2 separate regions of the Homo sapiens genome follow, and region 2 is linked to region 1. The links are chromatin loops, found by intact Hi-C in ENCODE. Cell type or tissue: mammary epithelial cell. All regions are shown on one strand. Links, peaks and the distances in the headings refer to the core of each region. The heading gives the core; the rest is flanking DNA. Region 1 has its middle 41 kb from the start of BHLHE40-AS1. Region 2 overlaps BHLHE40-AS1 (BHLHE40 antisense RNA 1).

The links. A loop is a pair of places that touch in the nucleus more often than their neighbours do. Peaks named below come from ENCODE experiments on the same cell type or tissue, not always from the same donor. Only the 100,000 strongest peaks of a DNase experiment are listed, where the experiment ranks them.
Region 2: a loop joins it to region 1, with 2.9 times the contacts of the local background. A loop is called at or near these places in 5 of 110 quality-filtered maps.

Annotation. Positions count from the first base shown.
Region 1 is chr3:5,016,900-5,025,236 of GRCh38, forward strand. No RefSeq gene overlaps it. Among named protein-coding and RNA genes, the nearest start is that of BHLHE40-AS1, 41 kb to the left of the region's middle. RefSeq lists a cis regulatory region at 4,930-5,128 and enhancers at 5,821-7,020, 6,468-6,837. In mammary epithelial cell, for the core only: CTCF peaks have their summits at 1,261 and 5,153; DNase peaks (open chromatin) are centred at 1,252, 5,042, 5,462 and 6,592; H3K27ac peaks cover 6,252 bases.
Region 2 is chr3:4,902,740-4,911,076 of GRCh38, forward strand. All of the region lies in intron 1 of BHLHE40-AS1 (BHLHE40 antisense RNA 1), which reads right to left. Among named protein-coding and RNA genes, the nearest start is that of BHLHE40, 73 kb to the right of the region's middle. RefSeq lists enhancers at 3,413-4,118, 3,756-3,895. In mammary epithelial cell, for the core only: no CTCF peak of the experiment used is centred there; DNase peaks (open chromatin) are centred at 2,722 and 3,632; H3K27ac peaks cover 1,194 bases.

The DNA.
Region 1 (8,337 bases), core at 240-8,239:
TCCAGAAATAATCATAATGATGGCAGGGAACGTTTCCCCTTGTTGCTTTCTGGGTGTTAGATATTGCTGTAAACAACTCTGCAAGCATCATCTCATTCAACCTGCACAATAACCCCATGAATTAAGGACCAGTGTTATTCTCATTTTTCTGCAAGAGGGGACTGAAGCACAGAGAAGCTAAGTAACTTGCCCAAGGGCACACAGTGAACAGATGTCATGTGATCTACCATACATAGATTTAAGCATTACCCTAGAAAACTCCGTGGAAGAGCAGAATGACAAGTCCAAAGACTAGAAGGTAAAAGAGAGCAAGGCACTTTAACAAAACTGAAGATAGGCCACTGCGGCTGAAGTGGGATGTATTCACCATATGGGGCAAGGAGCTGGACTGCCGACTGGGAGGCAGGAAGGTGGACAGGAGAGAAGTTGGGTCACGCTAAGGGGCTCGGGCTTTATTTTAAAGACTAGAGGCAAGATTGAAATGCTAAAAGATTTAAAGATCAGTATAACTCCTACTCCTCTCTCCCCTACTCCATTTAAAAGAAAGCTCAGAGGCCGGGTGCAGTGGCTTACGCCTGTAATCCCAGCACTTTGGAAGGCTGAGGCAGGTGGATCACGAGGTCAAGAGATCGAGACCATCCTGGCCAAGATGGTGAAATTCCATCTCTACTAAAAATACAAAAATCAGTTGGGCATGGTGGCACGCGCCTGTAGTTCCAGCTCCTCAGGAAGCTGAAGCAGGAGAATTGCTTGAACCCGGGAGATGGAGGTTGCAGTCAGCCGAGTTCGCGCCAGTGCAGTCTAGCTTGGCAGCAGAGCGAGACTCTGTCTCAAAAATAATAATAATAGTAGAAATTTAAAAAGCTCAGAAGGGCTTTCTTCCCTTACCCTAGGTCACACAGCCCAGCTCTGGGGCCAAACCCAGGTCTCTGGACTCCTACCAGGAGAGGGCCGCACCCCAGGGAGAGACAAGAGGGAAAGGGAGAAGGCCTAGAACAGTGGCTTTCAAGACTTTATATTGACGATTAAAGAGTTATCTCAACAAGAGAAATTAATCTGCCCTGATTCCATTCCCTCCCACACCCTGGGTGGACCCAAGTTATTCTTTTGGCCTCACCCTAACCCCACCCACCGGCTTGCGAAAGGAGAGGGCTAGGAGACAACTCTCCCTTAGAAAGCCCAGCTCTAGGCTCCACACAGGGCCCAGCAACTCAGAAAAGGCAGCAGATCAGATGGGCTGGAGCCAGCCCTTTGAAACCACCACTGGGTGGTGAATAAAATCACTGGAAACGAACGAAGCTTGGTCTGTGGCAGCTTGGTAGGTGGCCCCGCCCGGGATGAAAGGCCTGCCAGGGCTGGGCTGGGCCAAGCTGTGCACAGAGGCCTAACAAGCCTTCAGAGGCAATTCCTATCTCTGCTCCCTGGGGTTAATGCCTGCCTGTGGAGAGATTGATTAATGTGCAGTTGTGAGGACAACCTGTCAAGACCTGTGGATTTAGATTTTGTCTTGTCTTAGCTTGATTTCAGAGTGGAGTGGTCTCACTGTGTTCTGAGGCCCTTGGCTGGTGGGCCTGTGCCAGTTTGCATGGGCGAATTCGAACCACTTGGTGGGCTCAAGTGGATAGAGGGACATTTAATGTGTACTACAGAATGCTGCCTTGTGCCACGCACTGTTCTGGCAGCTACAGGCAGGCAAGTCCCTGATTTCATGCAGCTCGTGTTCTAGTAGAGGGGTGAAGGCATTGGACAAATTAAGAAGTCAATAAAATAATCTCAGAGATGGTGGCGATGTTTCTAGATGAGACTTTCTCAACCTTGGCACTACTGACATTTGGGGCTGGATACATTCTTGGTGATAAGGGGGTGTCCTGGACACTATGGAATGTTTAGCACTATCTCTGGCCTCTACCCATTACATGCCAGTAGCAACCCCACTACTTATGGCAACCAAGCCAAAAACATTTCAGACATTGCCAAATATCCCTGGAGTGCCAGCATTACCCCTGCCTGGTTCAGAACCACTGCTCTAAACCAGAGCTGTTCACTAAAAATATAATGTGGCCAGGCCTGGAGGCTCATGCCTGGAGGCTCATGCCTGTAATCCCAGCACGTGGGGAGACTGAGACAGGAGGATCACTTGAGCTCAGGAGTCGGAGACCAGCGTGGGTAACATAGGGAGACCCCATCTCCACAAAATATAAAAAAATTTGCCAAGCATGGTGGTGAGTGCCTGTAGTCCCAGCGACTCAGGAGACTGAGATGGGAGGGAGGATCCTTTGACTCCAGAATATTGAGGCTGCAGAGAGCAATGACCATGCTACTGCACTCTAGCCTGGGTGACAGTGAGACCCTGTCTCAAAAAAAAAAAAAAATACAAGCCACATGCATGATTTTACATTTTCTAGTAGCCACATTAGAAAAGAAAAAAGACACGGTTAAAATAGATTTTTAAAAAATCTATTTGATTTTACCTCAAATATTATTTCAACATGTAATTCATATAAAGAATTATTAATGAGATATGTTATGTTCTTTTGTTCTTACAACATCTTCAAAATCTGGTGTGTATTTCACACTCACAGCACATCTCAATTAGGATAGCGCGACTCTAGACCACCCAGCCCCGCTGCCTGTGTGAGGAGTGGAAGCGCGTGCTGTCGTAAGTTCATCAGAAAGACAGCCTCAACCTGGAGCCTCGCTGGCTGTTCAAAGTGTTGTCTCAGACTAGCAGCCCCGGAGCTTGTCAGATGGCAGGATCTCGGGCCCCGCCCAAGAACTGCTGAATCAGAATTTGCCTTTGAACAAGGGAATTTGTGGGCGCATTGTAGTTTAAGAAGAACCGGGTGAGGAAGTCAGAATGTTCAGGGGCCAGGCATCTTGGGAGGGACTCAAGTCCATAAAATGAAATTGTTCTGTTGGTAGACACCGCATCTTCCTGTTAACTAACTCTAGTCTCAGTTTTCCCATCTCTAGAATGGGGATTATTCATACTCTTTCTCGGGGCTGATGGTATTTAATAAGTGTGAACTCATCACCATGCCCCCTTTCCTCTCTGGCCACAGCTCCCCCTTTATCTCACAAAAGCCTTCCTGGACTCGGACTTTCTGAATGTTGTGCCCTACGTTGAGGATGGGGTGAAGAGGAGGCAGTTTCTGCTACCAGGGATGCTACCCCAAGAGGGAAGACCCTGAGCCCAACTGCAGTGCCCACCTGGGTGGGGGAACCCATGTGGAGCGGCCTGAGGGGCCTGGGCATGGGGTGCGGCTCCCACACCAAACAGGGCATGTGGCCATGTGGAGAATGACCTGCACACGCTCACACATTGTACAAGGTGTGGGTGAAGTGGTGGCTCTGTCACTTAGGAGGACTTCCTGTTCCCAAGGCCAGAACATTCTATAAAAATCATTAAGGAGTTAGAGGTTCTCTGTTTGCTCACCCTCGGCAAGTTCCTCACCCAGCAAGACTATGTTGTGAAGTCCTACCCTTGCGTCTGCCGAGGGGACCCCCACCACCACCAGCCCAGCATCTGGAAGAAGCCTGACTCTCCCTTTGGAGTGCCAGTTCCTCTTGATTTCTAGTTCCGACATGTCCAAAATGGAAGGTGCTTATCTCCAAACCCCATGGCTCAGCCTGGCGCTCACTTCCCTCGCCTTTCATCAGGGCTTGGGCAGGCTCCCCAAGTAGGCAGGAGGGGGTGAAACAAAGGTCAGGTGAGGGCTGAAGCCAAAACAGTGTGGAGAGAAAAGGGTGCCCCTGCCACTGCCCCACCTCAGTCAGAGCTGGCACATGAGTTAAACAGATTAGGAAAACTTCACGCAGAGACTGATGGGTACAGAGGCATGAATTGGAGTGGGAGGAATCCCAAGTACCTTGGTTTCCCCCTTCCCAGTGAGCTAGAACATGATCTTGGTCAAGCCGGAGTGCTGATGTAGGGGCCATGGCCGGGGGTTCCTCTAGGGGTGGCAGTCATGCTTATGAGGGTGAGTGCTTTAAAAATGACTAGAGCCCCAGTGTTTATCCTGTTATGATTCAGAAATACCACCTTGGACCAGGTAAGGACTTCAAAAAGAGGGGGAAAAAATGGGCCGGGTGCAGTGGCTCAAGCCTGTAATCCCACCACTTTGGGAGGCTGAGGCGGGCATATCATTTGAGGTCAGGAGTTCAAGACCAGCCTGGCCAACATGGTGAAACCCTGTCTCTACTAAAAATACAAAAATTAGCCAGTCACGGTGGAGGGCGCCTGTAATCCCAGCTGTTCGGGAGGCTGAGGCAGGAGAATCGCTTGAACATGGGAAGTGGAGGTTGCAGTGAGCTGAGATCGCGCCACTGCACTACAGCCTGGATGACGGAGTGAGTCCCTGTCCAAAAAAAAAGGGCAGGTGGGGGGAAGAAAGAGAAGGAAAAAAAGGAAGGAAGGAAAGAAAGAAGGAAGGAAGGGAAGGAAGGAAGGAGAAAGCTAGGACCTTTTGAAGTGCCCAAAGAAAGAAAAAGATGGAGGAAAGTAAGAAAAGAAGTGAGTGGAAGAACGGATGAAGGGAACTAGATTGATTGCATAGCTAATATGTTGTGGGCGTTTCACTGTTTCAGTATTTTTCCTTTTCCTCCTCTTCTGCCACTTTCTTCTTCTCCATGTCATGTCCATTTTTCAGGCATGGAGAGGGAAGGTCAGAGAGGCTGCCTTGAGTCAGAGCACCCTGGGTTGGAGTGTCCCTAGCTAGCTTAGTGACCTTGAGGAGGTCACTTAATCTGTCTGATCTTCAGCTTCCTCATCTATAAGAAGGAGAAAATAACTCTTTTGCAGAGCTGTGGAGTAACGAGATTAATATATGTAACACCTAGCACATGCCGAGCGCTCAAAACATGCTAGTTACCCGCACGGTTACTTTTAAGTAAGTTGCCCAAGGCCACACAGCTAATGAAGAGCCGACATTTTGACTCAGGCCTGTTGAGTCCAGAGCGCTCGTATTCCACCACATCAGACTGACTCACTAGGTAGTGACAAATCAGGAAAGTGCCACATAAACTATAAACCCTCTCTCCCACAGGCATACATTTGCACAGAGGGAGTGACACCCATTGTTTTTGCCTGCCCAGCAACCATTCCTTTTTATTCTGGAAACATCATCTTATGGCTTTAACACCATCTCCAGGTCTAGGGAGGAATATGTGACTCAAGCCAGGCTGGCCAGGGTTAATCCTGATATTTTTGTTGAGAAGAAAGATCTCTTTCTAATGAGGTTGTTAAGCTCACAAAAGGTAAGACTAGAGCTACTGGGACAATTCCTTGTCATCTTATAGGCAGGCAGAGCTGAAAGATTAAAAAAACAACAAATCTCTAACACTAGCATTTGGGCACCTGGAAACAGCTATGCCTGAAGCCATCAGCTGGATCTTTTTTTTCCCCCTGTAGCTAATTTGAATCCAGTTTCTGTCTTGCAACTAAGAGTCCTCACTGACTAATTTGAGGCTTGCCTGATACCGAGGCTCATGTACCTTAAACCATCCCAGATTGACTCAACAGTATAGAGCCTAAAGAGAAAAAAGGAAAAACAAATAAAGCAAATACTTTCTCTTTCTCATTTCCTTTCATCTTATATAGATATGGTACCTCTGCTAACAATTGCTGGATGAGTGTACAAACATGTCCAAGACAATCCCTTCACATTACTACTTGTTAATGATCTCATTACCTGCATAAACATCATGATTCTTTGTGTCAGTATCATAGTTGTCCGTATCAAACCTGTGTCAATTCCATGAAAATATATCAAGCTCCATTTCTGGTGCCCCTTTGAGAAAACTAGAGTTGGTGAGACATAAGTAAGAATATACATTTTTCTTTTTCTTTTTTTTTTTTTTGAGATGGAGTTTCCCTTTTGTCACCCACGCTGGAGTATAGTGGCACAATCTCGGCTCACTGCAACCTCTGCCTCCTGGGTTCAAGCGATTCTCCTGCTTCAGCCTCCTGAGTATCTGGGATTACAGGCCTGTGCCACCACACCTGGCTAATTTTGTATTTTTAGCAGAGACAGGGTTTCACCATGTTGGCCAGGCTGGTCTCGAACTCTTGACCTCAAGTGACCCACCCACTTTGGCCTCCCAAAGTGCTGGGATTACAGGCGTGAGGCACTGTGCCCGCCCGAGAATCTGTGTTTTTCACTCATAGTTTGGGATTGTTCTTGCAGCTGAATACCTCTGAAATAATAATCAATGAATATTTCATTCAATAAATATTTACTATCCTCTTCCGTGTGCCAGTCTCCTAAGTTGTCTTAGGATAATAATTATTATCCTAAATCATCCCATTACTTCTTAGATATTTAGCATTCCAACAAACAGAAAACGAGCTCTCTCCTCTCCCTTCCCAAGGGTTTATGTCTTTCATCTCCTCCTTGGCTATCCAGGTTTCGACCTCGGAGTTGGCTTTAGCTGCTGGAGCCTTCCTGAACCCATCTGTTGGGATATTGAGTCACTGAGTCATAAAGAGGAATGTTTCTCACTAAACATCACACCAGAACAGATAGACTTCCAGCTGAGCCAGCTGGTGACCTGGCCGCCCCTGAGTGGAGAAAATGGGAGACGTGGGAGTTGGAAGGCACACCACGCAGACGGTCACCTCATGGTGACGTCACCTGCCAAACCGGTGACTCACCTCCCAATTCTCCCCTCTACCAGCCATATCTTGCTCACTTGGAATACCTGAGGGGAATACCAGCCTCCTGTGTTTAGTGAAAACACACGCTCGTGAGCTATTTTTTAAAGGCATGATGTTTTCTTGCTTTCAAGTGCAGGCCTGGGTTAAGACTGCTTCTGCTTTAATAAGTACCCAGGAGTCTGCTTTTAAAGAAAGACTTGGATAAGCATGGGGATTGCTATGTGGGTTACCTTTTTTTTCTTAAAATTTTTCATTGTAGTAAAATATGCATAACACATAATTTACCATTTTAACTTTTTTTTTTTTGGAGACAGAATTTCCTCTGTTACTGAAGCTAGAGTGCAGTGGTGTGATCACCGTTCATCGCAGCCTCACCCTCTAGGGCTCAATCAATCCTCCCACCTCAGCCTCCCACGAAGCTGGGACTACAGGCATGTGCCCCGACACCCAGCTAATTTTTTTTATTTTTTGGAGAGATGGGGTTTCACTATGCTGCTCAGGCTGGTCTCAAACTCCTGGGCTCAAGCGATCCACCCATGTCAGCCTCCCAAAATCCTGGGACTACAGGCGTGAGCCACCTTTTAACCATTTTTAAGTGCACAATTCAGAGGCATTAAGTACATTCACAACGTTGTGCAACCATCACTACCCATTCCTAGAGCTTGTTCAGCATCCCTTCAATTCATCACCAATTAAATTGTTCATTGAATTCTAATCAAACGAGAACTCCCCACTCCTCTCTCCCTCCAGCCCCCGGTACCTCTACTCTACTTCTGTATGTATAAATTTGTCTAGTCTAGGTGTTCCATATAAGTGGAATCATACAATACCGTCCTTTTGTGTCTGACTTATTTTACTTGGCATCATGTCTTCAACATTCATCATATTGTAGCACTTACCAGAATTTCATTCCTTTTTAAGGCTGAATAATATTTCATTGTATGTACATACTAGATTTAGTTTATCCATTCATTTATTGTTTTCACATCTCAGCTATTGTGGGTAGTTTACTTTCGAGTCCCTAAAGATCATTTGTTCTCTTTACTAGTTAGAAATTCTTCTTTAGAAAGATTCTCAGAGTTCACCTGTAGACTGGGACTAAGATGACCAGTTCTAACTACTTCTCAGGGGTATTGTGAAGATAAAGTTAACTCCTGGGTAGGAAAATGCTTTATAAATACTAAAATGTGTCTACGGTCATACTATCCTGAATGCACCCTATCTCGTCTAAATTCTAAAACGCCCCACAAAAATATTTTTACTTTGTTTGTACTATTTGCTTAGCTTTTCCCCGCAAGCAGAAAAAAAAAAAAAAAAAAAGAGAGAACACGACCCTAGGCTCCTTTCAAATTATAATAAAATCTAGACGGAAATGGTCCAAATGAATGAGGTTTTCCTGGGATGTTTGTATACACTGCAGTCTCTCCATTCTTTCCAAAGCCGAGTACAAGTGCATTAAGTGCTTACATGGACCAGGACGCTATTCTGCTCATTACTGAGCATTAATTTACAGCTCTGGGACATGGACAAGTTACTTCGCCTCTGTGCCTCGGTCTCTTCATCTGCAATGTAGGGACCAAAGTGATAGAACTGACCTCATAGGGTTGTTGTATCAAATGAGGTAATAATGGTAGTGGCTTTGGCACAGCGTTTGGCATACAGTAGGCCTCAATGCTAGTTGC
Region 2 (8,337 bases), core at 116-8,115, 110 kb before region 1:
TGAGGTGGGAGGATCTCTTGAGCCCAGGTGATTAAGGCTGCAGTGGGCTATGATCGGGCCACTGCACTCCAGCCTGGGTGACAGAGTGAGACCCTGTCTTAACAACAGAGAGAGAGAGAGAGAGAGAGAGAGAGAGAGAGAGAGAGAGAGAGAGAATGGGCTTTCATGCTAGAAATAGCTATAATTTTTTTTAAAAAATAATGTGATATTTACTTATATTTTATATTTAGAAAATGTCATTTCCTACATCTAAAATGGCTTTTGAAAATGGAAAAGCAACCAACTGAAATTGTATTGAATTAATTATATCAATACTTTCTAAACTTCCAACAGCTCTGGTGAATCACTATTTCCTATTCTATTGTTTTTTACTATATGGTTGTTTCACATTTTGGAAATAAGTGAGAAGAAACAGTAGAAAATAGACTGTTTGATTTGGTTTTGAATCCTTTGCCTGGATGTATCTGGATTCAAGGTCTATTAGGCTGAATCATATGAAATTGCTGCTTATTTAGTTAAAATGACATCAAATATTGGCAATTTCATAAGTGGTTGCTGGCTACCACTTCAGTGTTTCTTCTGTTATCTCTGTGATAAAGTCTTTGGTCCTTGTCAATTGGCCATGGGTAAATGGGACAATTACAGGATAAAAACTTTATTCTTGGATAATAGGGTAATAAACAATAATAATAACAGGTAGAAAATAGATAATAACAGATAATTGATATACAGATATTAGCTAGGTAATAGGTAGGTAGATAAAAATAATAGTATCGATAGAATTTCTGCTGCAAGGTTTGTATGTCTACAGAAGAGTCTTCTCTTCCTTCCAGTCTTTTGGAAAAAAAAGTAGACACTTTCTCACTATGTTGCCCAGGCTGGCCTCAAGTTTCTGGGCTCAAGCAATCCTCCTACCTTAGCCTCCTGAGTAGCTGGTACTATAAGCATTCATCCCCACACCCACCAGCTAGCAAGCATTCTTTTAACCTTCTGCAAGTAAGAGGTTTTGACGCCCTTCATTTCATTCTTTTATTTGCTGATCATTATGATAATAGTAGTTAACATTTCTAGTGATCTCTTAGCATCCATGGGGATTGGTTCCAGGACCCCCTCATGGATACCAAAATCCAAGATGCTAAAGTTTCTTTTATAAAATGGCATAGTGTTTGCATGTAACCTATGTACATCTTCCCGTATACTTTAAATCATCTCTAAATTATAAGTAATCTTATAATACCTAATACAATGTAAATAGGGTTATATTGCACTGTTTTTTATTTGTATTTTTTATCTGTATTTTTTTGAATATTTTCTACTCGAGGTTGGTTGAGTCCTTGGATGCAGACTTGGGGATATGGAGGGCTGACTGTCCAGTACTTACTAAGTTACTGGGCGTATAATAAAGTCTTTACATGTTATTATTTCCTCCTCAAAATGACTCTGTGAGATAAGCATTAGTATTATAATCTCTGTTTTACAGATGAAAGCTTTGGGAGAGCAAGACAGCTACAAAACCTATTTTTCATTCTACAGTGTATTTGATTAAATGGAGGGAAGACAGGAGAGATGGAGAAAAATTTTGGCCAGTCAAACTTCAGATCCTCAGGTCAAATGTAGCCTTGGTGTCAGAATCTGGAAATTCCTATTGAAGTGGTTTGGTGGCCAATTGTACTTCTGATCCTTGAATTTGAACTTTAAAATCCACCTTTGGGTGTGACAATATGATCCCAGGACTTAATTAACCTCTTAATATGTCATTATCTTTATCTGTAAAACAATACAAAATTATCTACCTCATAGAGTCATTGAGGTTTCCAATGATATTTTACATCCTTAGATGAAGACATACAAAATAATATAACCTATTCCAAAACTGGAAGGAAGCACTCTTTGGTTTTTGTGCTTTCATAATAATTGCTATTTCTCATTTGTAAGTTTGTGGCAACAGATGGACAAGAAAAAATTAGAACTCATAGAAAATATTTTGATAGATATCAGTTTTATAGATTTATAGTTTCTTTTCCTAAACTGTACTGTTCAACAAAAATTATACAAACCTTTTGACTAGGAGATGCATTTTTAAAGGCATATAGACTCTTAGTAATTTATATCCTCTGTACAGCTTATATTTTCTATATCACGAAGAATAGGAAAGAAAAACAGACAGAGTTATCATCATTCATTCTCCAAAAAAGAGCACATGCTTATGGGAACCTTGCTCTAAAACCTAAGCAGCCACATGAAAATGATTTAGCTTCCTGAAGATTGCGCAAGAGTCAACAGCACAGCTAGACAATATTGTTTTAATTCTTCATGTTGCAGAATTATCTAAAGAAAAGAAAGCTGATTTTTTAAATGATAGCTGAAGATATTTTGAAGACAGTTGAATCTGGGTTGGCAAGGCAAAAAGTCAAACAGCACATCAAAACAAGAGAAGGAAACTGTGACTAAAATAAAAGTGATGATATGTTCCTCTAATTTAAACATTCAAGTCTGTGTAAATGAATTAAAAAATTTTCTTTGAAAAGTTCTCACCAGTTGTGAGATAGACCAAATAATTTAACACAAGCAATCTCTAGAGGTTGAATTAAGGTCCTGTTTTAAAAACATTATTAGTAAGCAGATGGCGACTATAAAAATGATCACAAAGTAATGATTATACACACTGCCGAGTCAAGCTGCCCGACCGGTCCTGCCCATTCTTTAACTATTTCATGTATGTCAAGTTCACCACCCCCTGCACACCTATTGTCCTGGCATTTCACAGTTTCTTCTTTCAACAAGGGTAGAAGCGGTTTCTGTGACACAGCTGTCAAAGAAGAACACGTGAAGAGGGAAGAAAGTCTAGGTGAGGGCTGGGTATGTTGGCTCACACCTGTATTCCCGGCACTTTGGGAGGCTGAGGCAGGAGAACTGCTTTTGCCCAGGAGTTCAAGACCAGCCTGGGCAACATAGTGGGACCCTATCTCTACAAAAAATTAAAAAAATTAGCCTGGCGTGGTGGTGCACACCTGTAGTCCCAGCTACTCAGGACTCTGAGGTAGTAGGATAGCTTGAGCTTGGGAGGTATATGCTGCAGTAAGCAGAGATCTCGCCACAGCACTCCAGGCTGAGTGACAGAGCAAGACCTTGTTTCAAAAAAAAAAAAGGAAAAGAAAAAGAAAGAAAGAAAGAAAATGTCTAGGTGGGAACACAAGCTAAGGACCCAGTCTTCAAATTCCAGGACCTCTTGGATCATCCACATACACAACCTGACTCTCATTCACAGAAGCACTTTTCATGAAAACATTATATTACAATGATTTAAACACCCTTCTCCAAATTAGTTAACTTGCTTTACTTCAGATTAGCTAGTTTAAAGAGAACATAATTGATTAGTGAAAAAAACCAACTTGACTAATGAGTGAGCTCTGGGAATAGGTTTCTGGGTACCCAAGAAGCATTAACTCATACAAATAAGTCCAAACAATGACTCCAGCTGGGAAAAGAACAGAGTCAGAACAAGCAGTTGCCTAGGGCAATACATTACCAAGGCAGCGGACTCTGCAAGTGGTTTCTGTAGAACAAATGCAGGCTTTGAATTTAAATATTACCCACTTTGCTTGGGGTAGGTGAATCTGTAGATGAATTACTCACCCCAGAAGTTAAGCAGCCACTCTCCTGACCTCACTAGATGGATGACAGATGGATGTTTTAAAAGTGACTATTCAGAGTTCAGGGTGCAAATGAAGGCATTCACTATATGGCTGCATACACAGCACTGGCTATAAGCCAAGCTTGCTTTCCACCCCTTCTCTCTAGCCCAGCGTAGGCTGCTGACTATAAGCCAAACGCCAATCACCAGGTAGCAATGACTTGTCTTTGCACTGGCTGTGAGGAGGCTTAGTCTTTTTTAATCCTCTACTGCTTGCAAGTGAATTGGGCTATTGGGTATGTATGTATATGTATACACACACACACACACATATTCAAATATGCATATACATATATCTATCTAGCAAACCATCATATTTTCTTTTTTACTTATTTTTTGAGACAGGGTCTCACTCTGTCTCCCAGGCTGCAGTGCAGTGGGTGACTATAGCTCACTGCAGCCGTGGCCTCGTGGGCTCAAGCCATCCTCCCATTTCAGTCTCTTGAGTAGCTGGGACTACATGCACACGCTACCCTGCCCAGCTAATTTTAATTTTTTGTTTGTTCTAGAGACAAGGTCTCACTATGTTGTCCAGGCTGGTCTCAAACTCCTGGCCTCAAGTAATTCTCCCGCTTCAGCCTCCCAAATAGCTGGGATTACAGGCGTGATCCACTGTACCCAGCCTATATTTTCTTAGCCATATTTTTTTTCTTTCCTCAAACTCATTTCAGTTTATTTTATTCTTAAGCAGAGCCTATATTTGTATAAGCTGCTTCAATTCCCTCTATGGAAAGCCACAAACAGACAAATACATAAAGTGTAGAAAGAATGCTAATATGATAGACCGTGAGATCTCAGAGTCCTTTTTAGTGAAGCAGAGGTGTCACTTGTTTAAACTGTTAACCCTGGAGACTGTAAGTGTGAATCAATCCCTCAAGTATTCAAGTTGCAGGGCTCTCAAATTCAGGGTAAAAGAGAATTTATAAAAGCTCTAAAGAACAGGACAATTTATTGAATGGCTGTAATATGAATGCATGTTCACAAGGAATAATTCCATTTCCTTTGTTAAAATTCCCTTTTGTTCTTTGAGAATTCTTTTTTCACTAGCCAGAAAGCAAAATAGCACTGGAAACTGTTTTTGAAATGGACATCATTGGGCTAGATTGTTCGCAGCAATCTCTCTTGACATTGTGTATAATGTTTTATTACATCTGGAGCATCACTAAAAAAGAGGGAATAGAGTCCCACATTCACATATAGCTTCGTAAGGCAGCTATTGAATAGATCTAGCAAATCTTGTGGCTGTTTTGAATGTAATTATGAATCTCTGTCCTGGAGGTTGTCACTTCATTCTTAGGAAGGGGTAGTTCTACCTGTCACTAGGAGACTGGGCGGCCTAAGGAAACTCGTCAGTAGCTTGGGGCTCCCTTGTCTTTAAACTGAGGGGCCTGAAGTTAGATCACAGGGCTGTAGAATTCGCCTACTGCTTTCACAATCATTAGTTCTTTTGATCTTCACAGCAACCCTGAAGGGAGGCAGGGCATTTGTTATTTAATACACAAGGAAATGGAGGCTCAGAGATAAAACAATGTGTTTAAAGATCTTAGAGCAATTAAAATAGAACACCTGAGACAGAATCCAGTTCTTGGAGATCTGTTTTACTGCTGTTTTAGCACTGTGGTTCAGTTGGAATTTCCTACCTCACTTAATACGTAGAAGAAGAAAGTGAGAAAAACAGTGCCAGTGTTGGGGTGGACAGCAGGTGGAATACGCTATTGGTCTGACTCCTTATGGATTGACTTTTGATCTTGTAAAGAATGTACAGAGTCTAAATTTAGCAACAGCCAGCTAATGAACAGCTGGAGTCAGGTCACAAGTTTGGGGTGAGCATGGGTTGAACCAGCCCTGCCTTGCTTTTGGTGGGGCGCTTAGCAACAGTGCTACCCCAGGTGGTTCCATGCTGTAGCATATGCTCAACCTTTTAGTAAAGGCCACAGTCTTATTTAAAAACAAAACATCCAAAATTTCTATTATGAGCCTCCCAAATCCCCGTTAAATAAAAATGCAGTATTTTCCTCACTCTTCTTCCTATGCTGACATTTAGAAATACCATTTTCCTATTTCATTTTATATCTTCAGAGAGGAAACTATGTAATGCAGCAGAAAGAACCCCATTTGGAATTCAAGAAAGCCGGGTCCTCAGCCTCGCTTGACTTAGCTGTGTGATTTTCAACAAGTTACTTAACCTCTCAGAACCTATTTCTGTACAGGAAATCTAGGGGTTTTCCTATCTAAGCTTTGAGATCTTGTCTAACTCTCAAATTCTATGATTCATTTCCAACTTAGGTTTCTCTTATTTAATGTTTGCTATTTGTTTTGTTAGATATTAATTCATATTTGTGGGCCCAGTTTAACTTTCAAATAACAATATTTTTATTATTTGCATTCTATTACTCCTAGGTACGGGATCTCATCCCCGCTAGACCTTGCTTTGTTTTCCTGGGTAATCTTTCTATTATGTGTCATCCATCTCCTGACAAGCATTGCAGGTACCAGTGCGCTTATCACTTGCATCAGTTAGAATGAGAAAAGCCAATTCAAACCGCCTTAACGAGAAAAAAGATCTACTGACTCATGGAACTAAGAGTTAAGGAGTAGTGCAGGTTCAAGCAAAGTTGGATCAGAGTTCTTGATCTATTTCTCTGTGATTTTATTGACTCTACTGATTTGTGTTTACGATGTTTATCCTGAGACAAACAGCAAGAGGATGCAATGGTTCAGGGCCTCCTATCCCTGCCCAAAAGGGACTATAAGAAGAATACTCTACTGTCTATTCTCTATTTTTGTAGCCAGGAAACTTTCTCTGGAATCCTCAGAAAACTCCCTTTTATCTCCTTGGCCTAAACAGAGTCACACACCATTCCTGAACCAGCCACTGTTGCCTAAGGAGTGCCATGCCAGGCTTGAGCCTGGGTATCTGAACCAATTGCTGGCAGGGAGTAGGGCTACCTTGACAGGTTTACACCAGTCAGTGCTACCCATGGAACTGAAGTCCAACCCCATAACTACAGAGTGGCTACATCATGGTGGAGGAGAGGATGTCAGAGAGGCAACCTTATTCCATTGTATCTTGCCCATCCAGCTCTAAGAACATGGGGGCAAAAATTGCATTTTCAGATCTTCTGCGTGCCAGGCACCCAGCTAATGTTTGTTACATTGAATAGAATGGAATGGAATGGAATTTTAGGTAGTGGTGAAGACAAAAACCAAAACAGAAAAATAACACGCAGTTCTCTGTACCTCTTCCTCTCAATTCTATTCTTGCCATGGCTGCTGTTCATGCTCCCTAACTTTCCCCACTATTTATATGTTACCCCTCTTATTTTTAGCCATAAGTTTTACTTAGTCTGAAGATAACCAAATATTTCCTGAATAATAAGTCTCTGAATATGCATATTCTCTAAATATGAATATAAGCCTATTTGCAAATCTAGCACTTACATTTAGAATGTTGTTGGCAGGACTCTGAAAATCAACTTTTTTTTTTAATGGAAAAATATACTACAGCAGAAGGATTTGTTTTCCACAAAGCAGAACCAACTTTTTTGATTTCAATGATTTTTTGATACTTCCGTATATATTTATATGCTCATTAAATAAATAAATATTAAGTCAGACCTTCTTGATTAGAGAATCGTCTGTCACTAAAAATTGGACTTAGGACTTACAAGTCTCTCTCATTAAAGAGAAGGGGTTGTAAGAGGGCTGGGATGCCTGGATTTATTCAGCCCCTCTTTCTCCCATTCTAGCTCCCAACGTGGTCCCATTCTCTGAGAAAGTACACAAGGCCCCGGGGCCAGGCAGTAGGTGATATTCATAAGCAACAAGAAATAGGAAGCCCTCTATATGGGTTTAGTAGCGCCCTCTTCCAAAACAAGACCACAGCAACCGGCTGATCGGGGCCACCCCTCAGGAAATGCTGGACCCAGGGCCACCCAACTCAACAACACTTTCAATCCTTTAGTAGCTTTTACTGAGCACACCATCTGCGTAAACTTCAGTGTTCTATGATATAGTCCCTGCCCTTGAGAGAGGTAGACAAGGAAACAGGCAATTACAATCCAGCAGTGAAGTCCCTGGAAGAGGTAAACCCAGAGTGCTACCAAGGCAGAGGTAGCACTGTGAGAGGGCTGCTCCATGGCCTAACACCAGAGGGGTCAGGATTCACTTGAAACACAATGCCCTTCCATGGAATGTTCTTCCATTTGTTTGTGTCCTTTTTTATTTCGCTGAGCAGTGGTTTGTAGTTCTCCTTGAAGAGGTCCTTCATATCCCTTATAAGTTGGATTCTTAGGTATTTTATTCTCTTTGAAGCAATTGTGAATGGGAGTTCACTCATGATTTGGCTCTCTGTTTGTCTGTTATTGGTGTATAAGAATGCTTATGACTTTTGCACATTGATTTTGTATCCTGAGACTTTGCTGAATGATGTCCCCTGCAGCTGTGCAATGTGGCAGCCCTGACCCCCGCCCCATCTTAGCATGGTCAAAGAAGCCTTCCCAGAAGAAGTGATATCCAAGCTGAGGTTTGAAGTAAGGAAGGGGAGAGCATCCAGACACTCTATACCAGGTTTGGAAGGGGGAGTGCACATATACAGTGTAAACATGGCCCAGCACTTAAAGAGGAATACAGACTGCACATCC